7 separate regions of the Mus musculus genome follow, and all the other regions are linked to region 4. The links are chromatin loops, found by intact Hi-C in ENCODE. Cell type or tissue: heart. All regions are shown on one strand.

The links. A loop is a pair of places that touch in the nucleus more often than their neighbours do. Peaks named below come from ENCODE experiments on the same cell type or tissue, not always from the same donor. Only the 100,000 strongest peaks of a DNase experiment are listed, where the experiment ranks them.
Region 1: it touches region 4 in a loop (10-fold over the local background); 18 of 42 quality-filtered maps call a loop at or near these places.
Region 2: a loop joins it to region 4, with 3 times the contacts of the local background. A loop is called at or near these places in 4 of 42 quality-filtered maps.
Region 3: a loop joins it to region 4, with 25 times the contacts of the local background. A loop is called at or near these places in 16 of 42 quality-filtered maps.
Region 5: it touches region 4 in a loop (2.6-fold over the local background); 2 of 42 quality-filtered maps call a loop at or near these places.
Region 6: it touches region 4 in a loop (9-fold over the local background); 23 of 42 quality-filtered maps call a loop at or near these places.
Region 7: it touches region 4 in a loop (4-fold over the local background); 16 of 42 quality-filtered maps call a loop at or near these places.

What each region holds. Positions count from the first base shown.
Region 1 is chr3:122,506,864-122,510,863 of GRCm38, forward strand. It overlaps Bcar3 (breast cancer anti-estrogen resistance 3), which reads left to right. Exons shown (of 12, transcript NM_013867.3): 5 at 1,263-1,708. Among named protein-coding and RNA genes, the nearest start is that of Gm34349, 29 kb to the left of the region's middle. In heart, a CTCF peak has its summit at 2,414 (motif pointing right); DNase peaks (open chromatin) are centred at 2,418, 3,238 and 3,788; H3K27ac peaks cover 1,650 bases.
Region 2 is chr3:122,564,413-122,568,412 of GRCm38, forward strand. The region is part of intron 5 of Fnbp1l (formin binding protein 1-like); the gene reads right to left. Among named protein-coding and RNA genes, the nearest start is that of Mir7657, 25 kb to the left of the region's middle. In heart, no CTCF peak of the experiment used is centred here; a DNase peak (open chromatin) is centred at 2,319; H3K27ac peaks cover 355 bases.
Region 3 is chr3:121,883,244-121,887,243 of GRCm38, forward strand. No RefSeq gene overlaps it. Among named protein-coding and RNA genes, the nearest start is that of Gm34050, 18 kb to the right of the region's middle. In heart, no CTCF peak of the experiment used is centred here; DNase peaks (open chromatin) are centred at 1,838 and 2,768; H3K4me3 peaks cover 443 bases; H3K27ac peaks cover 1,837 bases.
Region 4 is chr3:122,636,433-122,640,432 of GRCm38, forward strand. No RefSeq gene overlaps it. Among named protein-coding and RNA genes, the nearest start is that of Gm43568, 8.7 kb to the left of the region's middle. In heart, a CTCF peak has its summit at 2,418 (motif pointing left); a DNase peak (open chromatin) is centred at 2,389; H3K4me3 peaks cover 287 bases.
Region 5 is chr3:122,138,894-122,142,893 of GRCm38, forward strand. Abca4 (ATP-binding cassette, sub-family A (ABC1), member 4) reads left to right here. Exons shown (of 50, transcript NM_007378.1): 31 at 2,798-2,892. Among named protein-coding and RNA genes, the nearest start is that of Gm40138, 14 kb to the left of the region's middle. In heart, CTCF peaks have their summits at 2,144 (motif pointing left) and 3,318; DNase peaks (open chromatin) are centred at 2,108 and 3,568; H3K27ac peaks cover 2,369 bases; H3K27me3 peaks cover 905 bases.
Region 6 is chr3:122,293,733-122,297,732 of GRCm38, forward strand. It overlaps Gm40190. Among named protein-coding and RNA genes, the nearest start is that of Mir760, 2.0 kb to the left of the region's middle. In heart, a CTCF peak has its summit at 1,913 (motif pointing right); a DNase peak (open chromatin) is centred at 379; H3K4me3 peaks cover 948 bases; H3K27ac peaks cover 1,054 bases.
Region 7 is chr3:122,471,790-122,475,789 of GRCm38, forward strand. All of the region lies in intron 3 of Bcar3 (breast cancer anti-estrogen resistance 3), which reads left to right. Among named protein-coding and RNA genes, the nearest start is that of Gm34349, 6.4 kb to the right of the region's middle. In heart, no CTCF peak of the experiment used is centred here; DNase peaks (open chromatin) are centred at 2,482 and 3,242; H3K4me3 peaks cover 779 bases; H3K27ac peaks cover 238 bases; H3K27me3 peaks cover 2,743 bases.

The DNA.
Region 1 (4,000 bases), 130 kb before region 4:
AATTTGTCTAGTCACACAGCTGGGGCAGAATACAAACCTAGGTGGTCAGGCTCCAGCATGATGTACTGGATGGCTGGCAACATCAGCACCATAGTGGCTACCTGTGGGGCTGTCCACTGCATTACAGGCATTGTACTCCTCGTGCTTTGCCTATTTCTCATATGCAAATGGATTATCTTTACAATAACTTTGTGGGGTGAGGAAACCTCAAATGTCTTTGTATTTTTTTTTTCCTAGCCTCCTAGCTTGTCCAGAATCCACCATGCCATCCCTGGGTTCATCCTGCTCTGTAAACGGAAATCTGAGGAGGATGATTAGGGGACCCAGACCCAGATAGCCTCTTCCTCTTCCCTTTGGAAAAAAAAAATCAGACCCAATGAGCATACAACTTCATTTCGTCCGCTGTTTTACATTCTCTAAGTCTGTGTAAATGTCCTCTTCTTGGGACATCTTCCTGGCCACCCTCATTTGAACAATAACCCTTCCAAATAGCCCATCTCCCTTCCAAAGTTTTTCTTTCCTTAGCTTCACAATATTCAGACTCACCATACTTGCAGCCGTCTGTCCCGAGAGTGCTATACCAAATACACACACGCACGCGCGCACACACACACACACACACACACACACACACCACAAAGCCCCCGAGGAAGCACACTTAGTCATTGCTGTGTCTCCTGAGTCTGCAGTAGTGCTGGGCATGTAGAAGATGGTCCATAAATAGTTTGGGTGTTTTGTTTTGCATTTGAGAGGGGGATGACCTCAAATGAATTATGTATTCCAGGCTGACTTCAGACTTACAGTCCTCCTGTCTTAGTTTCCTGAGCACATTGATCACCCGTGTGCAGAGCCATACCCAGCTAGGATACAGTCCTTGAGTGTGTCATTTAACAAACAAACTAAAGACGTGACTAAAAAAAGGGAGTGATAGGAGATGGCCCGGTTGGTAAAATAGTCATCTTGCAAGGACAAGGATATGGGTTCGATCCCCAGAACCCTCATTAAAAACAAAACAAAAACAAAAATCAGGAGAGCCAGGTGTGGTAATACATGGAGTGGAGAGGCAGAGAGAGGCAGATACCTGGGTTGTGGGAGACCGATTGTGCCTAAGGAAAGACTCCTCTGGTCTCTGCACGCATGCGCACACATTCGCACACATTCGCGCACATGCGCACACAGCAGACATAGCAGCACTGCCTTCTGGAAGTTCTTGAGTGAATATGTTTGCCTTTCCTGCTCCTCATTCACCATTTTGACTACAGGTGTCTGAAAACCTTGTGCAGCGGGATGGGGACTTCCTGGTTCGCGACTCCCTGTCGAGCCCCGGAAACTTTGTCCTGACCTGTCAGTGGAAGAACCTCGCTCAGCACTTTAAGATCAACCGGACTGTCCTGCGGCTCAGCGAGGCCTACAGCCGTGTGCAGTACCAATTCGAGATGGAGAGCTTTGACTCCATCCCGGGGCTGGTCCGCTGCTACGTGGGCAACCGGCGGCCCATCTCCCAACAGAGTGGTGCCATCATCTTCCAGCCCATCAATAGGACAGTGCCCCTCTGGTGTCTGGAGGAGCGTTATGGCACCTCCCCGGGCCGAGGCCGGGAGGGCAGCCTGGCTGAGGGAAGGCCAGACGTGGTGAAGAGGCTGAGCCTCACCACAGGCAGCAGCATCCAGGCTCGGGAACACAGCCTGCCCCGAGGAAACCTCCTCAGGTAGGTCTGTGGAGTGCTGGGGCCTCGCTTAGGCGAAGGGGAGGAGAGGGTTTTAGAACACTCACCGTCAGTGGATAGTGGTCACGAGTGTGCATGATTAACCCCCACTTAAAGAGCATCAAAATCAAGTGGTGGAGCTAGATGCGGGATGCGTGTGAGTAATTTCAGTGCTTTGAGGCTAAAATGGGGCGAGTGCCCCAAGTTCAAAGCCATCCTTGACTACAAAATGAGATTCCCCATTTCTAAAACTAAAACAACAACAAAAACAACAACAGGGTCTGAGCAGGGGATATGTGGGGGACACTGCAAAGAAGAGGGGGTTCCAGGGACTTAATGTGAGACGTTCAAGGGCCAGAGGAGCCTGGAGGGTTGATTGGCCAGGCTAAAGTAGAGGGTCTGTGTAAGGGAGGGATGGGGTTAGGAGGAACCCGACCGCACCCCACCAACGCTGATGGTGGAGGCTTTCTGCCCGGCTACAAAAGTTTGGCACAGTGAACAGCAGATCCTGAAGCAGAACTGGGTAGCATTAGGCACAGAGTGGGGAGAGACGGAAGCAGGGGAGCCAGCATAGGCTTCAGCAAGGGCCCAGGCTGGAAGGGGGAGGTGGGGTCGATTTCTGAGGTCTTCAGGGTTAGAGGAAAAAGCCCACCTAGGCAGTATACTAAGGGGAGGGCAGGGACTGTGGACATGCTGTGTGTCAGCATCCAGCAGGGGTCAGTGCTGAGGCTAGGGACTGGCCCTGCGGAAAAGGATTGGCTTGGAGGGAAACAGATGGGGTTTGAAGGACTGGAAGCGTAGAGGGAGGAAACTGGACTCCTGTGCCTCCTGGGCTGAAGTGTTCAGAGAATAGACAGGCAAGGCTGAGAAGGGAGCTCAGTATTTGCATAGGACTTAGCTTCCAGAGACGAGACACCTTTTCAGGGCCAATTGCTGGGGAGGAAAGCTGAGATGTAGCCTGGACCCCTCTATTGCCCTGGCTCCCCCGGCTCCTGGTGTCTCATATAAGTAAGCGTGTCCATTCGCCTCTCTGCTTTCCTGTCTGGGCCAAGAGAAAATATAAACTATAATTTCTTTACTGCAAACGCCTTATGAAATACAGGACTATGTAAGTAACATAAACTGTAGCTGTTGCCTGGTATGTATTAGTCAGCAACTGACTCAGAACCTGTGGCTCCATGCTGGTTCCCATGTGGTTAGCTGTGCAACCCTAGGCAGACACCTTCAACCTCTCTGGGGCTCCCTTCCTTGGTCTGGAAGCATAGACGCTGTTGAGTGAGGGTGCAGGAAGTGGACCGTGTTTACTCTCACAGCAAGCGCTGGTATTCCTGGGAGCTGTTTTTCTCTGCAGGGGAGGCAAAAGTCAGACTTAGGGGCAGGCAGGGAGGCGAGGAAGGGTCTGGGAGATGCTCTTCTGATTGGCCTTTGGAATGTAGAGGCTCTGGGATAGTTTCCCACAGGAAGCGACCAACACACTTCAGGTGGGGGAAGGGCGACCTCACCATGACCAGTGTGGCCTTAATGGGCTAGTCACCCTACCCTGCTGCCCTTCAGTGACTTTCCCACGTCAGCTTTGGCCCACTGCCACCTGCTGCCTGCCTGGCAGCCTGGGGCCCTGGGCAAAGGTGTGTATTTTCAGGCACTCTGCTTCCCACCTATCTAGCCACACTGGACTCCCGGAACAATCTGATGGGTTGATTGTTGATCATGGTGGACACGCCTCTAACGTCCACCAACGTTTCTCCAAAGTCATTTCCTTTAGTAATTTGCTACTTATCTTTGAGTGGTTGCTGGAAGGTTTTGATTGTTTGTTTCCAAACATAGGGAAGATCTTCCGGTTTGTGTGACACTGGGCTATGCTTCCGGAGGACCTGTTTATCACAGCCTGGCTGGTAGAGCGTATCTCTTCCTCTGTCAACAGAATACAGTCTACCGCCGCCTGTAGTTAGACCGATCCCCAGTTAATCAGACCGGACAGAGGGAGTGTGGGAGAAAGTGCCTCCAAGTCACCCTCTACCTTTCCCTGGCTGGTTGTGCGCTGTGCCTCCCAGTTGACTGTACCGGCCACTTTTGCTTCTAACTCAGCAGTTAGAGATCACCTGTGGGTGTTCCCCAAGCCCAGCCAGGAAGATAGGGATGACCGCCACCTCTGACCTGTGCAGCTAATCTGTACATAGAGATAGAAAGTGACCCCCAGCTTCCTCCCAGCTGACATTGAACCATTGTGGAAAAGTCGTGTTAGTTAAATAAGCCATTCCCCCAGGGACTGAGAATCATTTAAAGCTGTTTTTTTTT
Region 2 (4,000 bases), 72 kb before region 4:
TATGTGGTCCAAATTGGGCTGGAATTCACTTGTGTAGTTCAACCTATGCTTGAACATTTAACCTTCCTGCCTCAGCCTCAGAGTGCTAGGGTACATGTGTCACCACATCCGAGTTTTATCTAATTCAAATTACTATTACTTTACAAAAGCTATTTATGATAGCTCAGCAGTTAAGAGTACTTGCAGCTCTTGTAGAGGACCTGGGTTGGGTCTCTGTATCCACAAGATTGACTTGTGGTTTAGTAACTCCTGTTCTGACACCCCTTTCTGCCCTCTAAGTGCACTAGGCACACACATGTGCACATGAAAACATGTAGGAAATTTTTTCATTCATAAAAAAAAATTTAAAAGCTAAAATTTAAAAGCTATTTACAACTGAGATATAATATATACACATGCACACAAGTTTAATTTTCAATAAACACTTACTGCTAATTCAACCCACATTATTTAAATCTATCAACTTTGTTCTCTGATTTCATTTTCTCCTAATGGTTTCTGATGTGTATAAGTTTGAACTCATACCAGCTATCCCAGTCTATAGCTGTTTTCTTGGGGCTTCCCTTTCCTATAATCTTTGCACCTCTGCTATCTGGATACACTAGGCTCACTATCATTCTGCAGGACCACATTCAACAGTAGCTTTCAAGAAGGTTTGTAAAATATCATTTTTGAGGTGAGAAATGTTTTTATTGTTACCACCCATCCCATCCCATCCTCGGCCACCATGTCTATGCTTTCTGAACTCCACGCCACTGGGACAGCCCTTTACCACCACTTTTAAGTGGCTGAGTATAAGGTTGGAAACAGTTTCCTTCAGAAATGTAAAAGTACTACTCTATGTTTTTCTGGTTTGTGTATAAGTAGGCTGAGATACACTCAATCCTGCTCTAATCCCTGATTCATTGTAAACGACATGTTTATTTTGTTATTGCCTTGCTTTGCTGCTGTGACTAACTCTGTTTCTCTCCTAGGAATCTGGAACCTCTCCTAAGAGTTTAGAGAGGCCGTGCACACGGCTCTTTAAGAGAGGTCACAGCATTGTTTACATATCCATCGAAGGGTGTGTCCTCAGAGGTCAGGGGTGCACGTGCAGGAGCCAGCCAGCTCCTTCCACCGCCAGCTACCGGCTCACAGCCACCTTGCCAGCTCTCATGAGGATAAGTGTTGATAGCTCACAGCACTGGAAGCTGGCAAATTCTTTCCTCCAGAAATTCATGACTTTACATTTGAAGGCATTGTTTTCCTTGACTTACTTTTATCCATCTTTTTTTAAATCTAGCATGGTTATTTTGAAAATTTGAAAATTTCTAATTTTATTATGTTGTTTTGTATTTCTAACCTCTGTTACTTTTACTTTCTGAAAGATGTCTTCAATTTTGTCTTTTTCTCATGGACTTCTTATTTCTCCCTATATGAAGTTCTTTTCTTATTTACACCCTCAATTTTAATAGTAGCTACCTTTATTTCCATGGATATAGCATTTCCTCTATTCCACAGAGAAAATTAATACCATTTTTGGATATTCTTTTTTTTAATCTCTTTATCCTTTCATAGTTGCTGTTTCTTCTAAGTTGTTTTTTCTTCTATATATTATTGTGGTCTCTGGACTGATATTTTCTTTCACTGTCTAGGAATCCTTGTTTGTATGTTCTTATTTTAAACTTCCATTAAGTACACTCTAGGTGGGGCTGGCTAACCCTGGTCTTTCTCTCTGGAGTGAAGCAGCCAGGTAGTTTCCTTGGAAAAACCCTGTGTAATTCCCCGTCTCTGTGACTCGAGTTTGTAAGAATCCCCAGAGAAAGCCTCTATTAAGTCTGTGCCTGGAAAATGCTTTATGATCTGTGTTCTGAGAATTACTCAGAAAAAGGAAGCAGAAGACTTGAGTATTTTGTATTTACACAATCCCACTGCGGTCCAGTGGCTATGGGTTGACACAAATTGAGAATAGTAACAAACAGGTGTTTTATATTATGTATCTTATTTGTAGAAAAACATACACTTTTCTTGGAACAGTGAAGCAATCACAAGTACAAATGAATTAAAAATATTCCTTTCCCCATGTATAATTATACAATATAGAAAATGACATCTATTCCCTCTTCTTCCACAGCAGAACCTGCTTTCAATACAGAGGCTGTTAATTGCTGTGGTTTGCTGTCCCTGTCTCCTGCCATGGGCTCATCAAAGGCACCTAGGAGGAAGTCTGCTGGGGTCTTCTGCCAGTTTTATGTCCTTGATTAAAAAAGAACAGTGAGAAAGAAATGTTCCTCTTTCCTTGCCCCTGGGTGCAGCCACGCTGAAGAATAGGAAACAGCACACTGCGATGAAGCAAGCACAGAGGACATGGGGCACTAGAGAAGCCACTCCACGACTGACTAGGGAGCTGCTGTTTCTGAGCTCTGCTCTTAGGAAACTGTAAGTTGTCACCTGGTGCCTCCTGACTGCAACATGGCGCATCTAACATTAATCTCCTTAAGTTCTGACCACTCTGTCAAGATCTACCTCATGGGCTACTCTCTTTTGCCCTCCTTTTAAATGTCACTGTTCATCCTGGGAGTAGTGACTTCTTCTAACTTCTTCCTTCAATTGTTTCACGTTCCTCATTTCCCATTTGTTAGAGCTCCCTTTAACTATTTCGGACACATTAGGTTTCTATAATTTTGTTTTGACTAAAAAGAAAAAGAATTAGGAAATAGGGTGCTATATTTGCTTCTACATATTAAATATAAATAACGCTGGTCTCTTTCACTGGACTCCAGGCTCCACAAAAAATAAAAGCCATGTCATATCTACTTATGAACATAGAGGGACCAGGAAAAGTAAAGGGCTGACTAGGGTTGAATTTACTTTTTCACAATATTGTTCATGACTGAAAAAAATACATTATTTGAAATACCTAACTTTTGTAATGGTTCTGTCTTACTTTGTAACCTTTGTAACTTTTCTTAATAACTGCCAATTGTTCTAAAGGCGAGTCAGCACATATTGTAAACAGATTTATGTCAGCACCCATTTCTAGAGGAACCAGCACCTCCTGAGTATAGGAGTATGTTATTCTGTGCAAATGAAAATAGACACTCTCTCGCATACTTATTAGATGTCAGATACTAAAGATGCCACTGACTAAATTTTAATAACTAAAAATCCTCCCTTAAAGTCCTGGTGAAACCAATTACAAAGAAAATGAAAACAGAGTATTAATATACCTGCGAAGTCTAAATCAGCATTGGTGATTAAAAATCATTGACACTTAAATAAAAATAGAATCTAAGTTTTAAATATTCACTTTAACAGGAAAACATAAAAACATAGCAAATATATGCACGAGCTTTCAAAATGCCAAAGATTTGCATAGTATGAAGAAACACCACAGTATCTTGCATGAACTTGTACATTTTCAGTCTTCAAGCCTTTCTGACAAGCACAACTAGACATATTAAATACACACACACACACACACACACACAAAACTTTCTTCAGCACAATTCTTAAAGACTACAGTTATCTATTGTAAAAAAAAAAAAAAAAATGCTAGCTAAGAGCCAATCACTTGGAAACCTGAACATTTAAAAAGTTCATCTTATACTGCAAAGTCTTTCAATCGAGCATATCAAGTAAACAAGACTATAGTGTCTATGTGGACACCTTGTTTATGTATAACAGAACCTTTTAAAAAATCCACATTATAAAGGACCTTAGGGAATTTTAAGTAAACAGTATGCAGTATGTTTTCTAAGTCTGTTCTATAAGGTTTTCTTTTTCTTCTGCAGTTAGAAGCGTACAGAATTACTGGACTACTGAGTTAGAAGAAATACTTCCTATAAAGTAGTCATTGCTCTTCTGTATTCATATGTTAAAAAAAGGAGGGCCAGAGAAATCCAGTCCATTAAAACATTCAAAAACCACAATCTTAGTTCTCTCCTCTCAAGCAAATAGTTTCCCAAGATAACTGTTTCCTTATTCTCCAAACCCCACTTACTGGATAAGTATCTCTAGT
Region 3 (4,000 bases), 750 kb before region 4:
TGATGGTGCTGAGGTAGAGGCTGTGTGTGATGGTGCTGAGGTGAAGGCTGTGTGTGATGATGCTGAGGTGGAGGCTGTGTGTGATGGTGCTGAGGTAGAGGCTGTGTGTGATGATGCTGAGGTGGAGGCTATGCAAGGATTGTAAGGGCTGGGGAGAGAAAGGACTCTCAACTGCACAGGGTTTTTGTCGCCATTTCATTGCCTGGCAAACTCTTATTCATCTTTCAATTAATTAACCCAGATTAATTGTAACCTTTACTTCAAACTCTCCTCCCACCTAGTTCCTCTTTCAGACTCCCTTATACACTCACTAACCCTCTCATTCTATCACTTGCTGTACAGAACACATTATAATTTCTCTGGTCTTACTACTGGACTACATAAGGAGGGTCTGGGGGAGGGGTCAACTTTCTATCCCTGGCATTTAAAACTGTGCCTGGGATATATATTAGATGACTGGGAAACATGCAATAAATGAACTATTATTGGTAATGACAAAGGGGGAATTGAGTAGAAGGGACAGCCAAGGGAGATAAAATATGAACCACACAGGTTGTATTGTTATAACAGGATTCCACATCAGCCCTGGTGAGGGTACTGTTGAAGGCTTTTAGAAGATGATGGATCTCAAAAGAAAAGGTAGAAATACTGAGGTAACACCAAACACTGAGAAGAAACTTAGAGAAGAGCAGGAGACATTTTTAGATGGGGCTGAAAGGCATAAGAAGAAGTGTCTTAATTTCCTGGGGACACTCATATTTCTTGGTGCAACCATAAAAGCCAGGGACACTCAGGATAGATTTTTGTACAGGAATCAGAGTGGTTGTGAGCGGCATGCTCCTAGCTGGAGAGGTGTGTCAGCAGGTGGGTTTGTGGCACTTTCTAGGCAGTGATCCTGTAACTTTGTAAAGACAGCTTTTCATGTTTGGACACACACACACACACACACCCCATTTTAGAACAATAAGGAAAGTGAAAGCTATATAAATTCTAACATTACTTTAACTTGCTCTTTATCCAACTGTTTCACGGTGTGTACCCTTTCTCAGGCTTCCCCATTGTCCTCTGCCTTGCATCCATCTAGCAATGGGGGAGGGGGCATTTGTTTGTTTGTTTGTTTATTCATGTTACATTCCGATTCCAGCCCCCTTCCTTCCTCTCCTCCTAGTCCCACCCTCCCTCCCACTTCTCCCATTCCCCTTCTAGAAAAAGGGAGCCCCACTCCCTGTACCAACCCACCCTGGCACATTAAGTCACTTTAGGACTAAACACATCTTCCACTGAGGTCAGAGATGGCAGCCGAGTTAGGGGAAAGAGATCCAAAGGCAGGTGACAGAGTCCAAGTCAGAGACAGACCCCTGCCCCAATTATTAGAGGACCCACTTGCTCTTTGGTTGGGGGTTCAGTCTCTGTGGACTGGGGAGGGGAGGGGGCATTTTTTGAGTGTTACGGAGGCATACTGTTAATTACTGGTTAGTGCACATGAGAGTCCCCAGAAACAAGAACCATCAGGCCTCGCATGTCAATAGTGTCAGGGTTGAGAAATCCTGCCAAGGTGGCACACGCCTTTAATCCCAGCACTTGGGAGGCAGAGGCAGGAGGGTTTCTGAGTTCGAGGCCAGCCTGGTCTACAGAGTGAGTTCCAGGACAGCCAGGGCTACACAGAGAAACCTTGTCTCGAAAATCCAAAATGAATGAATGAATGAATGAATCAATCAATCAAGGACACAGGGCAGGTGTTGGGCTGCCCTGGTTTAAGATTTTTGTGGGCGCTGCGTTTTTTCTCGCTGTTCTGCAATGTGCCAGAAGAGGGCGCTGGAAGATTTCTTTTAAGACTTTAACGAAACCACCGAGTTTGGTCTCGTGCGTTACACCAAAATATCCACAAGATGGCGCCAAAGGATTCCTTTTGAACACATAAGCGAGCCATTCCATCGCAGGTTTTTGTTATTGTTGTTTTGTTGTTGTTTTCCTTTTAAGGATACTAAAAACACTACAGCTACTCCATTTAGCATGAGCAGTTCATAAGGTCAACTGTAAACATTTCCGTTGAAACCTAGATCAAATCACTTTTTTCCTTTTCTACAACTAATCATAGGCATTAGAGAGAACAGTTTTCTGCTTTTATTAACTCAGTAAAGATGGACAGAAAGGGCCGGTAAGATGGTTCCGCAGGTTGAGCCAGCAGCCCTGTAAGCCCGACAACCCTGCATTTGATCTAGACACAAAAGAGAAGGAGAGAATCAACTCACACAGTTACCCTCTGACAACCAACAGTGTCCTGTGACACAAACGTGCCCTGCACCCCAGGATAAACATATGTATTTTTTTTTTAACGATTGAACAAAGATATGATGACAGTACACCAGTGGAGTATTAACAGCCCACCTTGTAGGGGGAAAAAATGGGATTCTTGGCATGTGCTTTAAAGAAACCTTGTGTTAAGGGGTGGTCATGAAGAAATCTGTCTTTCCTGGCTGTGGCTTCTTTTCCATTGCACCTGAGCAGTGGAGAGGTCAAACGGAAGTGAATGAAGCAGAGAAGCTTCCTTTAAGTCCTGGGCTGGCTACATTCAAAGGAAAGCTCACAGCAGGATCTTTACATACTAAATTACAAATAAGTGACTTAGATCAATCAGCAAACCTTTACGCCCATTGTTTCCCACCCTGAGGCTAATGCTGTGAGGTGGAGCCTCAGCAGCCTGCTGGCCTGCAGCGAACACTCACCCAAACCTCCTCCCAGAGAACACTCAGGCTGAGAGCCACTCAACGCACCAAGTGTGCAGAGCTGTGGGGATCATGAAGCCAGGTATGGTGGCTCATGACAGGCATTTGGGAAAAGAAACTTAGAGTTCAGGCCTAGCCTGGGCAGTATGGGGAAACCTCCTCTTAGACACTACTACACTACACACACACACACACACACACACACACACACACACACACACACACACGGCCGGGGGTTGGGGAGAACAACAGAGGAGAAAGGAATTCATAGTCTTTCAAGTGTTCCACTACAAATCCATTCAAATAGTAAGAATTCCTCGGAATTTCTTTTCAACCCGCACTTGGTCACATTTGTTGGTACGCATTTATCTATCCATCTATTAATAGCTATCTCTCTATGTATCTTGGCTCACTCTGTAGCCAAGGATGACCTTGGACGTCTCACTCCCCTGCTTCCTTCCACCTCTTGAGAGTCCCCGATCATAAGGCATGGTGACCAGTTTCCACCAAGCTGGGGCCCAGATGCAGAGCTTCATGCCCAGTAGGCGAGCACTCTCCCAACCGATCAACACCTGCCAGCCTTCACATCTGCATTTACGGAAAGAATAAATTTAAGGGTGACTTTGAAGTTTGAAAGAGCCCGGTTTCATCTCTTCCAAATTTGCTAGGAAATCTAGGGGGAAGGGGAAGAGAAAAGAAAGCAAGCGGAGGGGAGAGGAAGCCCCGTGACACGTGTACTTCTCAAATAACTCTACGGGTTTGTGTCTCTTACCTTTATTTGACAGATAGGTAAATGGAGAATTTGAGAAGTTAAACCGTTTTCAAGGTCACTCGACAAGTAAATGGAGGAACAAGCAATCAACTAGATAGCTTAGAAATGCCAAGTACGGGGAGTCTTAATCACACCGGGAACTAACCCAACGGACCATCCAAAACCTTGGCTGTTTATACTGCAGAGAGTTCCGCAGAGGACCATGTTGAAAACAGGTTAGGCACTCCCCCCCCCCCCCCCCCCCCCGGATTTCAACTGGCCGTGACCACAGAAGGTGCACACGGGACCCACGGAGCTTCTCGGCTCGCCCTGCGAAAGTGGTTCCAGGATGCTGGGCAGTTTTCAGACTCGTGTAGAAAATGAGCTTTCAGGCTTGTGTCCGTGCCCTGCTAGTGAGAACTGCCAGGCTTCTTCCAAGATGGTAGCTTCCCTCTTCTGTTTATTGATAGACCATAAAAAGAAAAGTGCTTGTGAGCAGCTTAAGTGCATGAACAATCTAATT
Region 4 (4,000 bases):
ATGCTTAGATTAAGGTGTGCCCTACTACATCAGACAAGCTATATATATGTGCATGTATATGTATATTTATATATAGTGTATATATCTACCATATATATATTAATTTGTGTATACAGATGTTCTGCCTACATGTCTGTTTCTTCACCATGTATGTGTCTGTCAAGGCCAGAAGAGGGTGTCAGATCCCCTGGAACTGGAGTTATAGCTAGCTGTGAGTTGTGAGCTGCTGAGTGGCTGTCAGGAATACACATGCATACACATATGAGTCTATGTGAACACATATATGCTGATGTTGGGTCCAGAGGTTGACATCAGGTGTGTTCCCTATCACTGTCCATGTTACTTTTTAAAATTAACTAATTTGTGTGTATGAGTATTTTGCATGTAAATATGTCTGGGCGCCCTATGGGCTACTCCCCTCTCCTCACGGTAGGAAAGGATGGTCGTCAGCCAAACATGAATCCTGTTTCCACACATTTAATAGTAAGATCCACAGTTTAAATTTCTATTAATTAATTAGGGTGTTTATTAATTTATTGTGTGTGTTGTGTGGCATATGCATGTCACAACATGCAATTCCAAGGACAACTGTTGGAGTTAGGAGTTGGAGTTAGGCTATCAGGCATGGTAGCAGGCATCTTTAGCTGCTGAGTCATCTTTTGCTGGCTCGGTATTTGTAGTTGCAAATGCCTAGCTGTGGGCAGGTGACATGGCTCAGGGAATTAAAGGTGCTTGCTGCCAAGCCATGAACTTAAGTTCACTCTCTGGTGCCAGCAGGTGGAAGGAGAGAACCGGCTCCCACAAGTTGTCTTTGGGCTTCCACAGATGTGCCATGGTACACACCTGTCACAATAAATACTAAAATTAAAAGCCAAATTATCTGACTTTAAAACAAGAGGTATCATACCCTAAAATTATTTCTGAACTTTATAACTTAATTTCCTTCAATGTAGGCTAATGTGTTTCCTGTTTCTTGAGAGTCTTGGGTATGGCCTTCCAAATCTGTGTCTATTTTTGAATACGTCAGTACACTGGAATTTCCCAATCTAGATGATAACATCTTCAAGGACTTGAGCCAGGTCAGTCACAAAGGCATATTAATCCCATCTCTGAGGACAGTAATTAGCCCTGCAGTGTAATGTCTAAGACAGCATAATCTACAAACACTTCAAACAAAATAATTTCTTTAAATTCCTCTAAGGAAAATAAAAAGAATTTTAGACTTTCCAGACAGTTCCATACATCTTAGCTTAGAGGTGAAGTTATTCTTTGTGATAACCAGACGGGATCAGAGTTTGACGCTTCAGTTCTCAGTACACAGCTTCTCCTGTTTGCACAACAACTGTGTTCTAGCATTGTGATGGCTTGGGTTCCCTTGTTCTCATGTCTGCCATGTCCCTGTGCTGCAAGTTGGTGACCTGGGTATACCTGATTTTACACCTTCCATGTTCCAGGAGTACTGTGTGCATGCCTGTTTGCATGTTTGCCATGTTCCCTGCATGCCACCACCTGATGGCCTAACCACATCTGCTTGCACATGCTCCGTGTCCCGGTGCTGCCATTTAGTGGGTTGTACATGCTGTTCACACACCGGCCAGGTTCTAGCACGGACACAAGAGTGGTTTAGACTGGCCTGTCTGCACACATGCCATGCCCTGGGACAGCCACAGGACACCGCAAGAATAGACTTTCACACACCTGCCTTGTCCAGGAGTCACCAAGTAATGGGGTCGTCAATCCGGTTCTTTTTTTTTTTTTTTTTTAAGATTTATTTATTTATATGTAAGTACACTGTAGCTGTCTTCAGACACTGCAGAAGAGAGGGAGTCAGATCTCATTATGGATGGTTGTGAGCCACCATGTGGTTGCTGGGATTTGAACTCCGGACCTTCGGAAGAGCAGTCGGGTGCTCTTACCCACTGAGCCATTTCACCCGCCTGTCACTCCGGTTCTTAATTACGCTGTGTCCCCAAACTTCCAATTGTCAACCTAGGGTCACCTGTTGGGACACATACCATTTCCCAGTGCCACCAGGGGTCGTCATGAGTATACTTGTTCCGGAGTCTGCAGTGTTCCAGCAACACCATGTGTTGGCACAGGCACCTTTGTCCACAAGCCTGTCAAGTCTCAGTCCTGTGAAAGTCTGGGCAAGCCCAAACATTCGTGAATCTCACCTACCAGTTCTGCTGTGTTGCAGTGCATTTGACAACCATGTTCTGTTCCAGGACTGCAAAGTAGGGGATCAGGTTCACCTGCAAGTTGCCTCCTAGCACCTCTACGTGGTAGCAAGCTCATCTATTGACACTCTTTCCACGGACCCAGAATCTCCAAGTGATGGCCTGGGCATTCCTGGTCACTTGTTTGTTGTGTTCCAGTGCTGCCACCTGGTGGCCTGTGTTTACCTGTTCACATGTCTGGTGTGTCTCAGTGCTGCCACCTGGTGGTCTGTACATGTTCGTTTACATACTTGGCTATGTCTCAAAACCCGGGCATGCAGGTTTGAATGCCTGCTGTGTTCTAGTGTTGTGTTCCACTAGGCTGTCTGGGCACACCTGTTCACATGCGCTCTGTGTTCTTATGCTGCCATTCGTTTGTATGCATGCTGAGTCCCAGGGCCAACATGTGGGGGCTTTGGTATATCTGTACTAAGACCTACTATATCTTTGTGCCACAACTTGGTGGTGTGGGAATGCCTGGCTGCAAGCCCGCTATGTCCCAGCACTGCCACTTCATAGCCTGCTGTGTTTGCATGTCTGCTGTGTTACTAGGCCACCAGTGTGATGCCCTGGGCAAGCATGTTGCATGACTGCTGTGTCCCATTGCTACAACATGGTGACCTGGGTAGCCTACTTGCCTGCCTGCTGTGTCCTAGGGTCACTAAGGGGTGGTCTAGGCATGCCTGTTGTCACACATGCCATGTCTTAGTATAATGCCTGTTGGGATGCATGCTGTTTCCCCGTGCCACCATGTTGAAGAATTCCTTATGTACACATCTGCCAAGTCCCAGCACCACCCCGTGGCAGAATAGCCACTGGAGTTCAAATGTGTACCACATCCCAGTAGTGTCGTGCCGTGTTCTGGACTCACCTGTTCTCACGGGAGCCAGATCTCAGTGCTGCCCTGCGGTGGCACAGGATCTTGTGTTCACGAGCGGCCATGTTTTAGCGTTGCCACATGGGGGATATGCTCACCTGTTATACTCCAGCTGTGTTCTAGTGCTCCCCAATCTGTGTGTATTCCTGCCCTGTCCCTTCTCTGCCCTGTGATGGCCTAACTATGCCTGTTTGCATGCCTGTTGTGTTTCATTGCTACCATGCAGTGGCCTGGGCAAACCTGTCAAATGCCTGCCAGGACACCGAGCTGCCATGTGGCAGCCCAGGTGTACCTGCTGCATGTTTGCCACGTTTCAGTGGTGCCAGGTCACAGCCTGGGCAGCCCTGTTCATTTGCTATGCCCTGGGGCTGCCAAGTGACTGTAGCAAACATGCCATGTCCCAGTACCACTACATTTTTGCCTGTGCATGCTTGTTCATACATGTGTTCTTAGCCGGACCAACATGTTATATAGCCTGTGCTCATTTGTTGTCATAGTTTGAGTTTCATTGTTGTGAACAGACACAACAACCAAGGCAACTCTTTTTGTTTGTTTGTTTTTTCGAGACAGGGTTTCTCTTTTAGCCCTGGCTGTCCTGGAACTCACTCTGTAGACCACAGAGATCTGCCTGCCTCTGCCTCCCAAGTGCTGGGATTAAAGGCGTGCGCCACCACCGCCCGGGTCAAGGCAACTCTTATAAAGTATAAAATTTAATTGGGGCTGGCTTACAGGTTCAGAGGTTCAGTCTATTATCATCATGGCAGGAGCATGGCTGTGTCCAGGCAGGCATGGTGCAGAAGGAGCCAGGAGTTCTACACCTTGATTCTCAGGCAGCAGAAGAGACTGTTTCACACTGGGTGGAGCTTGAGTCTAGGAAACCTCAAAGCCTGCCCTGCCCCCACAGTGA
Region 5 (4,000 bases), 500 kb before region 4:
CGCTATCTGTGGAGATCTTCGGAGTTCTGGCCCAGCTGGAGCAGCCAAGGAGTTGTGCTTTCCAAAGAGAAGAGAGGAGGGCTAGGGTGGAATAGGGCAGGAAGGATGGGAAATAAGCTATGTGCCTAAGGATTATGTACATAACACACATGAACACACACAGCCAGCAACTTATCATTTTCAAGAGTGGTATTGATGATACCTGAGCAGTGCTTTGTTTAGAGCTCTATGCTATAGACAAATCCCCATGGAGGCTTTAGGGAGTGCCTTCAAGGGCAGGAGAGCCTGGCTTTTTCTCTGATTGGTTACTTGTACAGAGCCTGCCTTGGATGGTTTCTCTTATTATTTCTCAATGAGTGGATGATTCCCAGAGTCCATGTGTTGTAAGAGAAGGGTTCAGGCATGGGAGTTAGGGAAGCATGGTTTGTTTCTTAGCCTCTAAGCCTTCTTCATTTTCTTTCCTGGTGTTGAGAAGAGCAACACCTAATTATAGCATTATCATGAGAATTCAAAAAAATAATGTGGTCATGAACTATGTAGGACTAGAGGCAGCTCAAATGATGGCAATCCTAACCTAACCGTGGCTGAGCCAGGATGCAGGTTGCCTCTCAGCTGTGTGAAAGTTAACATGGGTGGCTATGAAGTTCTTTTCTGTTGTCCTGAGCCCCACAGGTCTCCAACTCTCCAGGTAGAGTGTGGGAAATGATCTTGTTAGGCAGTAGAGTAGATGGAATGAAGAAAAAGACGCAGCAGATGGTTCAGGTGTGTGCAGGGAAGACTTCCAGAGTGACTGCATAACCCTTCCACTTAGCTGTCACAGACAGCACCCATCATCAACAGAGACTGGGGGCTGTCACCTGATTTCTGCATAGTCTGTGCCCGTGGGGAAAGCCACAACAATAGCATCAGGAAGAAGACATAATGAGACAACTAAATTTACCATAGCATGTATCACAGCTGCTGGCTCATAAGGAAGGGGTCCTGGGTCAATCCTGCTCTTTATATTGCTCAGGCAATAGATTGTCCCTTTGGGTGACAGCTACATTGCCACATTGCAGATATCCCTGACTCCCTAGGATCTGGGCTGAGAAAGGAAACCATCAGACCTCCATGCACAGGAATTCATTTCCTAAATGAATTCTAACCTCACAGCTGCCTGTCTCACTTAGAAACTTACCTTCAGAGCACCTTTGGCCTATGGTCCTTAGGAAGATGCTCGAAGTCCTAGAAGAGGCAGAGCAAGTCTGCAAGTGTATGTCACCCCTGCCTTTCCTCATTAGCAGTCACATCTCCTGAGCAAAACTGAATGTCCCATCTCTGTAATAGACACCTCTCCTGTACAAAAAAGTGCATGCACATGCTTATACACATATGTACACATAGATATACATGTGTTCGCATCCACTCACCCTCGTTTAGCACCTTCCCTCTTAGCCAGGAGTAAGAGCAGAAGGAAAGAGCTAGTCCAGAGGAGGTGAAGGAAAAGTGAGAGAGGCAATGACTCTGAGAGTCAGAGCTACAGATGTCCCTTCCTGCTCCAACATTTCTTCAACGGGGTCTTGATATGGATGCGCCCCAACCCTGACTTCTACTCTACACAGAGATAAAGCGGGAATGTTATGTCTGGTAGACGTTTTAGAAAACAATTCCTCACAAACTTTCTCAGGCATCTGCAATTGTTGCAGCCTGCTACCCTGGTACTCAGGCCAATTTGAGAAACAGGTAATAGACGCACGTACGGTCAGATGCAGGATCTGATCTTAGCCCAGCCACACGCAAGCTGGTCCACTTTTCTTAGCTTCCCTTTCTTGGTAAAGTTGGCTTTTGTGAAAGCAGCAGGGGTGGGATCACACTTGCAGAGCCCCTACCACAGTCCCCGGCACACTGCGGCCACTCAGGGGCTGCCACTTGACCTAGTGGAGGATTAGATGAACGCGTGAGCACATGGGGGAGGGGAGGGCTCTAGAAAACAGGAAAAATAACTTCATTTTGATGGTGGTTTAATACCACCTAGAATCCTGTCAGCCACTTCTGTGTGGCAATCTACACAGTGGATGCTTTTCCCCAAGGTCCTGGACTGACTGACCTACGACATCCACTAACGCAAGAAACTTAACACTGTGTGACATTGCCACCTGGTGGCCAGAATCTAGCACTCTTGAATTCCCTTCGAATCTCTTGATTACCTTCCACTCTTAGATTTTTTTATGAGAGCAGGGTATCATATATTATTTGATAGCTGCATGCTGGGTACTGGGGGCATGAAAGCCAACAAGTCAGAGAAGGCCTCTGCCTTCACAGAGACGATGTCATACATGGGAGAGTGTCGGGGCACTGAGTCGACTGAGACAAAGCGATGTTTCATGAGTGATGAGCACTGTGCAGTTGCACGGGATGAAGGGAAGATGATTTTTATCTATAAAACTCAGTCTGACAGTGGGTGCAGAACAGAATGTGGAGGTTCAAGGGCGGAGTCGTGGGTGCAATATGGAAGGTTCTGGAAAGGTCTAGGCAAGGTCTAGGTGGTGGCTGAGGTTGGGGTAACAGGATCAGCATGGACAAGACAAATGTGTTGGAGAGTTTGCATTTAAGCTCTCTGGTGATGGATGGACTGAGGAAAAAAGGGGGTGGGGATCAATGGTGACCCCACATCACTGATGCAGGAACTGGAAAGCCGTCAGGGCTGCCTTGAGTGTTTCCTGGCATCCGAGTCGATGATAATTTTTGGATAAGAACAGCAGTTTCACAAACTCTAAGGTCTCATTCCCCAGATCTTGACCCTGTTTCTTTGCCCCAGAGGACACAGCGCAGCACTGAAGTCCTACAAGACCTCACGAACAGGAACATCTCCGACTACTTGGTAAAAACGTACCCTGCTCTCATAAGAAGCAGGTAGGTGACCCCGTCACACTTGTAATCTTGGCTGCCTAGTGACGACATCAACCGTGCCAGAAAGTCAGTTTCCTACTGTTGACTGTGAGGTGGCAGCCGAGTGTGAGGGTCTCACAGCAGAAGATATAACTGCGGTGTGAACCCACAAGGGGCAACTCAAGGCTAAGTGCTTTGTTTCTTTCTCTGTTTAAGATAAGTAGCCGAAGTTTATCCCAGGCACTGTTGCAAATGTCACAAAAAATGTATTCAATAAGGAAGCCTTATATCTTAAGGAGTTAAGAAAGATAAAGTTTGTAGGGGGTGGGGAGAAGAGGAGGGGAGTTGAGGAGTAAACATGGAGGGAGAGAGCTTGAGAGAGCTCAGCATTACGAGCAGTGGCTGCTCTTCCAGAGGACCAGGGTTCAATTCCCAGCCCCCACGTGGTGGCTGCTTGTAACTCCAGTTCCAGAGGATCTGGCCTTACTTACACAGACTTACAAGCAGGCAAAACACCAATGCACATTAAAAAAAAAAAATCTTAAAAAAAAAAGTGGAGGAAGAAAGAAAGAGAAGCCAAGGGAGATTGAAAGGGGAAAGACAAGGGCCCATGTCTGGGTCCCTGCCAGGTCAGGCACTAGCTGGGGACAGCGATTGTCACCCTCATTATCACCTGTCACCACCACCCTTGAACACCTCCACAGACACTTTGCTATCTAGAACTCTCAGCTCTGCAGCTGTTCTTATCAAGCCCGGCCTAGGCTGGAAGGCCATCAAGCAGCCCCTGCACAAATGAATGGCAGGCAGGTTAGCAAAAGCATCCACCAGAAAGACCCTTAAGGAAGTGTGATGTAGTCTCCACATGGTCTGTGGCTCTCAAATGAAGCAGACTGTCTAATGTTAATGGTACTTACAGTTGCCTCCCAGACCAGAGTCTGGATAGGTGATAGATGGACCTAAGGGCGGGAGGGCGTAGCAGATGGTACAAGCAGCTGCCAGGAGGGCGGGGCCAAGCTGGCCGTGAGCAAAAAGAGCATCCAAAAATCAAAGCAGAGGGTGAGTTTATTCATTAACTCAATAAACAACAAACACGCCAAACCTGGCTCGGTAGCAAGTTTGCATTATGGAAATT
Region 6 (4,000 bases), 340 kb before region 4:
GAGGAGCGGCCGAGCCGCGCAGCCGCCGATGCCCGCGCGCGCCCCACGCGCGTCCGAGTGGGCGGCCTCTGGAGGCGGACGGCGCGGGTGGGGATCGCGCGGGTGCGAGCGCCTCGGCTGCAGGGCGCGCGGCCGAGCGTGATGGCGGGGTCCCCACATCCCCCACCCGCCCGGTGCCAGCGCTGGACCCCGCATTTCTTTGCTCAGAAGGGCGGGGTCGCCGCGAATCTGAGCGGCGGCGTGGGAGGGAGTGGGTCTTCGGTTCCCTAATCCCCTCCCCATCTCCATCAGGGCGACCCCGAAGCCCGAGGGAAGAGAACTAGCTAAATAATAAAAGCCCAGTTGCTAGGCAACGGCCGCTGCCAGACAAAAGCCCAGGCTCCGGCTCCAATCAGCGTGCGGCTCTCTCGACCCCGCCTTCTTAGGACTCGCGTGGTGCGACCTGACGCTGACACCTCTGCACCAAACCAGCTTCCGTCTGTGCCCACCGGGTGGTCTCTGCCAGGCAGAATTGGCCATCAAAGGATAGGGTCTTTGCCTCGCACGGTTCGCTAAAGGGGGAGAGGAAATTCTCAGTGGGGAAGGGCATTTTTATATTAAGGGGTAAGTATCAGCGTCCCCATTATCGAAGGGAAAACCGCAGCTACAGTAAGTTAAATCACACACATAGGAGTACCCCAGCTAGTGAGGCAAACTATAAAGAGTCAGACTTTATTCTACCTTGCAGGCTGATTACATTATCTTTCACGGCTTTATCGATATTGACAGAACACGTGTGGACTATTGACGACAAAAGCAGTAGCCAGAGGGGCAGCATGTTTATGAGTTCCCTGAACTCGGATTCTCTGAGGAACAAGGCATATGGGCCCCAGATGCATGCTTGCACACAAAATGGTTTTCATTACAGGCGAGGATTGCTGAGCTCAGAAACTACTATGTTTTATGGTGAGCGGCAAGCAAGCCTGTTCTTTGTTCTGTCGGGAGACATTACCTCATCTCAGAATTGCTCCTTGCAAACACAACTCTGAAATAGGGCCCAAAGAAAGTGATTGGCCTGGCGTTCTTGGCATACCCACCAAGAGCATGAAATGACACTGCTGGTGACTTGCCTCTACAGTGACAGAGTTCTGTCTGATGCCAGGCCTATTTCATTCCATAAGAGCACTTTCCTTAACAACAAGGGTCTTAAACATTGTTATGCCTCTTAAAATGGCCAATACCCCTTGAAATAGAACAATACATTAAAACCAGCTCTTTATAAACAGTATCTTTACTGAAGGCTGCAATATGTTACTCGCTGGTGACATCTCAAGGGCTCCAGTGGTTCTTAATACTTGTTTACGGCTCGCGTAGGGAAAGAGACACTCAATGCTCGCTGTGAAAACAATACAAAGAAATTTTACCTGGAAGCGTTGGTGCAAAATCTCCAATTCTGCGGCGTCGTGGACGTGCTTAGCGATTGTGACTCATACTCCAAGTTCTAAGGAAGGAACAATAAAGCATATGCTAAGGAGAGATGTGCAGGTAATCATAATGAACTAAAGAGTTGGAGATAGTTCATGCCTTCCGCTGGTTGAGACCTAAACATTCTCATCTATGAGCAGCAAGACTGAGACAGCATTAGCAGAGATTATGGGGGAACCATGCTTGTGTGAAGCATTTAAGACAAGGTCCTACGGCTGGATGTACGGCAGATAACGTGGTGCTTCTCAGCCAACAAGCGGTTTATAGAGTCTCTTTTCCAGGGGCAGGTGTATTATCCTAGAAAAAGAATGAGGACGTGTACTGGGTTGCTATATGAAGAGAATAATTTAATGGGGTTTTGCTCTCCGTTATAAACTAAGAGCTGACTGGGAATATAGAATAGACAGCAATTATACATCTGAACCAAGAACTCCTGCTAGGACAAAAAGCAACCTCTCCCTGTCAGCAGAGGGAGCCAGAGCATGGGCTACAGTCGCCTCCTACAGAGGGCTCTGCTCTTCCCTAGAGTTGCCACCCCCCAAGACAACTGTGACTCAGCAACAATACCCTGTTTGGGTGTTCAAACCCAATACACAGCGTTAGGGGCTGCGTTTGTCTGGCAGGATTAGCTCCAAGTTGCTACATTGTTCTAGGTGCCCTTGGATGCATGTCTGCATTCTCCTGAATCTCTAAAGAGCTGTGTTGCTAGCAACTTTTATTAGCTTTGCTTTACTCTAGAGGGTACCATTGGTGAATATTTGGTATGGCACAGGCCTACTGTGAGAGGTAAAGTATAAATTTATCATCAAGGACTGCACATTCCCTGAGAGGTATGTAGCCTATGGATATGAAGCAATATAAATATAATGTAAATATAGATTTCATATATAAGGTAATGTATGAAAAGTAGAAAATTGTAATTGGGTATCTCTGAGAGCAAAGTATCTTTTAGCCTGAATCCCCAAATAATAAGCACAGACTACTATATAATATGTGGTAGGAGTTTGAGGTCATGAACTGATGTTCAAGTCTTGGCTCTGCCTCTTGTTTTCAAGACTTGATTCTGAGCCTTCTTTTCCTGGTCTGAGAAACCATCACAGTACTGTGAGGACTAGTGCTTGCAGGAATTTACCTCAGTGCTGGCACAATGTAAATGTGACAGCTGGCTTTTGATATTGTTGTTAGCAGTCATCTGTCAATCGAGAAAGCCAGAACTCTCAGGTCCTGGAGAAACAGGGTTCAGACACAGCCTCAGTTAAGCTTGTTGCAACTCCCAGTCTCCCTGCCCTGCCCTACACAGCGCGTATCAAGCCTGCTACCACTTATCTCCTCTGCCTGAAAACACTGGAATTCAAATTCAAGGTTTTCCCGAAGTTTGAACAGCTAATTGTTTTCAGTTGTTCAACTACAGCCATAAACAAGGGTGTAGACCACCCCAGAGGACTTTTGAAGACAAGTGTCTTGGCAGAGAAAACCTGGAGCAACATTTAAGAGTTGGAACTTTTTTCCTAAAATATTTAAGTGCTGAGTTTCAGCCAGGCAAGTAACTAAACCATACTAAGCATCAAGATGTGACTAAAGGAAAGAGAATAAAAATTTCAAAGGTGAAGAAATGTAGACATTGAGCCAGCGAGAACTCTTAGCTTGTACCTGCTCCTGCTGCCAAGCCTGCGGATCCAAGTTCAGTGCCCAAGACCCGCAGGCTGGAAGGAGAAAACTGACTTCTGAAAGTTGTCTTCTAGTCCCTGACACCACACCACACACACACACACACACACACACACACACACACACACTTTTAAAGTAATTCAGATATCAGAGGGGGCGGGGAGGAGAGAGCAGAGCAGAAAAATGGAGGTGAACGAATCCTCATGGAGGTATGGGGTGGGGGAGGGGAGGCTAGGAGGATAATCTGGGCAGACAGGAGTGCAGGCCAGGCTTGGCAGAGGAGCTGGAGCAGGCTTGATTCAGATTGTCGGCCTGATGCAATAGGCAGTGGGAAGCTGAGTAGCGTAGTCAGAGGGCCAGTGAGATGTTATACCCCATTTTTGCTGCCAAGAGGTTGGACAAAGGCCCAGACTGACCTAGATCTTTCATACTAGACAAGCATCGTACCCAGATAAGCCAGAGTGCCTTACTGGTCCCTGGGAAAAGATTTCAATTAGTAATAATTGTTCCAGGAATACAGTTCATTGGCGATGATATACTGCCTCTGGACCACTGATGGAGACAAGTACTCTCCTTGTTCTCCCGAAGGGGCATTGGAAACTAGCAAGGTCAGACAAAAGAGCACAGAGAAGCACAGCAAATGGCTTCCGGGTTAGGTGTTAAAACTCATTATTTTACTAGGGCTTCTCTTCCTAGCTCTAAATCCATATTAAGCAGGTATCAAGATTCCACTCCCAAATCTCAGAATTAATCTGATCATTCTCCTTGTTGCCCCTCCATGTCTTAGAGTAATTGTAGCCTTTTGCGTTGTACTGGAGGGAGGTTGTAGGCTGAGGAAGGAGAAGTCATATCACTAATGATGTTCATC
Region 7 (4,000 bases), 160 kb before region 4:
AAATCAAGGCAAGAATTTGAGGCAGCTGGTCACAACATGTCCAAGAACAGATAAAGGATAAAAAAATGCACACATGCCCACTTTCTCTCTACTCTTATACAATACAGGACCCAAATCCAAGGCGTGGTCCTGTCCACAGTGGGCTGGGCCTCCCACCTCAATTAATTTAATGAAGACAGTCCCCTCCAGGGATGGAGAGATGGCTCAGCGGTGAAGAGTGATTGCTGCCCTTGGCAGAGACTCAGGTTCAGTTCCCACCACTCACACAGCGGCTCGCAACAGCCTTAACTCCAGATCCAGGGGATCTTGCATCGTCTTTGGACTGCTGTGATCACTACATGCATGCGGCACATATACGTAACATACATCCAGACAGGACACCCACACTCATGAAATAAAAATAAATAATAAAACTCGAAAAATGGAAGAGAGACTCCCAGAGACATACATGTCTCAGAGCAACCCAATGTTGCCAAACCTCGTTAATCCTGACTTTCATCCCAGGTGATTTTAGAATGTATCAAGTTAACAGCTCTGTCACAAGTTCTAATCCAAACAGAGGATGGCAAAGCTGGCTCATTTTGTGTGTGTGTGTGTGTTGGGGGTGGGTATTGTGCCATTTCTCATGCCTGTGTGGGTGACTATTTGGGGAGCAGAGGATAGGTTCCCTACTTTTCTACATCTAAGATGAATAAAAACCACATCTCCAGAAATACATGTGCACGATTCTTATACATCCATCTGCCAAGGTGTTTGTGGACTTCAGTTTGAGAATCTCTACACAGCGCTCAGCGTTTCCTGGGCCCCTATTATATTTAGACGTCGTCACGCTGAATGTTGTGGTGACTATGAAGAAGAGATGGTTTCAAAGTCATTCTAACAGCTGTACCCGGGAGGCAGGGTGGAAGCTGGAGCTCGGAGCTGGGCATAAGGAAAGCCGTGGGAGGGAGAAGGAACTCCCCAAAGGCCCTGACGACTGAAAACCGGGGCTTCCAAGCCCTGAAACCCCAGCTGCAGAACACATCTAAGGGGGATCTGAATGTGTGTGGAGATGGTGTCAATTTCATGCCTTCAAGTTTTCCTCTTAGGTTTGACCACCAGAGGGGCTCCTGGCTTCTGGAAGTGGGTGGCTTTGCAAGATCTCTGAATCTGGTCCAATAGCCAAACGGCCTTTAAGAAATGCCCTCAGGGGGCTGGTGAGATGGCTCAGTGGGTAAGAGCACCCGACTGCTCTTCCGAAGGTCCAGAGTTCAAATCCCAGCTTGTGATGGTTGTGATGGTGGCTCACAACCATCCGTAATGAGGTCTGACTCCCTCTTCTGGAGTGTCTGAAGACAGCTACAGTGTACTTATATATAATAAAAATAAATAAATTTAAAAATGTCCTCAAGAAGTTTTAAGATAGTAGATCATGCCAGGGCCTGCTAAGGGGAAGTTGTAAGATGTTGGTTCACAGTTGCGCCTAGGCTGGGAGGGTGCTGTGCATGGCTCAAAGGTCACACTCCTACTCAGTGACACAGAACATCCTAGTTCCAATCTCCTTCTCCTCCCTAAAGGCAAACCATGTCTTCTCTATCCCAGAAAACTCAGGACAACTCAGTTCTTCCACATGTAAGTCCCTGGAGTAGACTGAGGAAGACCGTTCATTTCCACCTGCTGCTGACGCACCAGCGAAGAGCCCTGTTATTAACCGGGAAAATCATATACATGGCTTCATGCAGCGTCAGCCCGTGTCGGCTCCTTTTTAGCGTCTCTCAGACGCAGAGATGGCACACAAGCCTGCAGCGGTGTGCCCAACACGGTGTGCTAGCCAACACCTTGAACTTAAGCTCAACTTCATTGTCATTGACATTTTAAGAAAACATTTTAGGAAAACAAGTTTTAAGGACACACTGTTCCATCTCCTTTACTCCCAAGCTTGATAAAGGGTCCGGTGATTGGGTTAATCTCAAATTTGAATCTCAGGATAAGCGATCCTGTAAACTTAACCTGTTGATACAAAGTAGTAAACTTCCTTCTGGGAAGGGCCCGGGTGGAGCAGTCTTTGCTGCTGCTCCTTCTGGGAAGTAGAACACCCCAGGGCTGCTAGTCTCTTGTGTCTGCCTCTCTCAGCGCAGAAGCTGTGTTTTCTCAGGTCAGCTTTGTGCACGGATCACACAGTGGAAGCCTAGCCTTCCGGTCTTCCCATTCAAAAGGAAAAGGAGAGCTTCCTCCTCAATTCCAGTTTGAAAAATCCCAGGGAAGCTCTCAGGTTCATCTCAGGTTGGTCATATGTTCACCCTCAGACAGCTCACTGTCCAGTACTCTGACTGGATTACACATCCAGCTCGCAAGGGTGAAGACACATGCTATCTAGTAACTGAGCTATTGAGAAGCACTGAATTAGGTTGTTAGGTCCGCTGTCAACAAGCAGTCACTGATAAGCAGGAGGCAGGAGACACTCCCCCACCCCCACTCTCTAGGGCTGCCAGCTCTGAGAGTTGTAAGGTTACAGGAAGTCTGCTAAGTGACTGAGCCCACATCAGAAAAGGGGCAGGCTTATTCGTCAGTCCAGCCAATGGGAGAAAAGGACAGGAAGTTCTCCTAGTCAGGGAACTTCTAAAGATGCCCTCTTATGCCAAATCAACGTACCAGTCGTCTCTGCCCTTTCTCTGCTGTGTCTCCCTGTCTGCAGCATTATATATTAAAAGACGGTTTCGTTCTCACTAGTCTCTTGAATTTGTTATGATCATATTTCCAACACCACCATCTGGTATTTACACTTTTCCCCATAAATGTTTTAGGATCATAGTAGGCTATTTTTCTAATTATCTCTGTCTTCTTGGGATACACATATACTGTGTTGACACATGACTGCTAAACTCTGCAGATATTCCTCCCCATACCCTTTTCCATCTTCTTAAAACCTGTACACAGCTCTCTGCAGTTTCACTCTCTTTGGTTTATTTATGGGCTGGATAGTTTCGTGGTGGCCACTGTGACAGAGGAGATAGAAGTGGGCCCTTGGGAGAGCTGTGTATCACCTGATTATCACCTGTGTGGCCTTGGAAAGATTTCTACATCTGTTATCGCAAGTGACCCAGCCCTAAGACACAGTGTTCCAGATAATGATCCAGACTCTCCAGACCCATTCCTGCTGCTCACCCTGGTACCTCCCCCTTCCTCCACCCAGCCCTCCCACTTACTTTGGAAGGAGTGCCGTAAGGTGCACAGGGACAGGGTGGGGGTTGGTGGCATTCTACTAGCCTTTGAACACTGGCAAAAACAACCCATTGTCCTCACCCTAGGCACCAAGTAAAGAAAATATTGACCTTTTAGATGTCACTTCTGAAGACATCGTTGTACTTGGCAGCCATCAAGGAAGTGAAGACATTGGCTGCCGATCAATGCAGTCTCTCACAGAGAGCCTTCGGATCCGGCCTTTCCCCACCAAGGGCACAGGAGGTCTATACACAGAGAGGTGTTCCTGGCTTGTGCTCAACACCTGAGGCTTGCTGCCTCCTGGTCCAGAGATTCTGTTCTCAGCATCCCCAATCTATGAGCTACACTTCCCTGACTGTTATATGTTGTCCAGTATCCCTGACATTGCGGATGAACCCTCAACCTGTGCTGCTGGACTATCTGTCACTGGATGAGGGGAGGTCTGCCTCCTGGATTTGCTTTAGATTAGAGTGTTCTGGTCCTGGCAGTCAGGTGTGATGCTTCTGTTAGCACATCAGATAAAGCAGGTTCTGGCTTGCTCTCATTACTCATTCTAAGAACTACTGCTTGCTGCCCAGACCATGGTGATAATGATGCCCCCCTCCTAGTGTGCTAAACGAGACACTGGTAGAATTCTCAGCAGAAATTCTGGCCCTTGGGAACATCACACACTAGGAAATGAGGTAGAGAGATGTGGGTGACCGCCATGGCCTTTCTAGATGCACTCCCCAGATGTGTGGCTGCCAAGAGGTTGCTGAGATCAGACTTGTACATATTACACATTTACTGTGATACACAA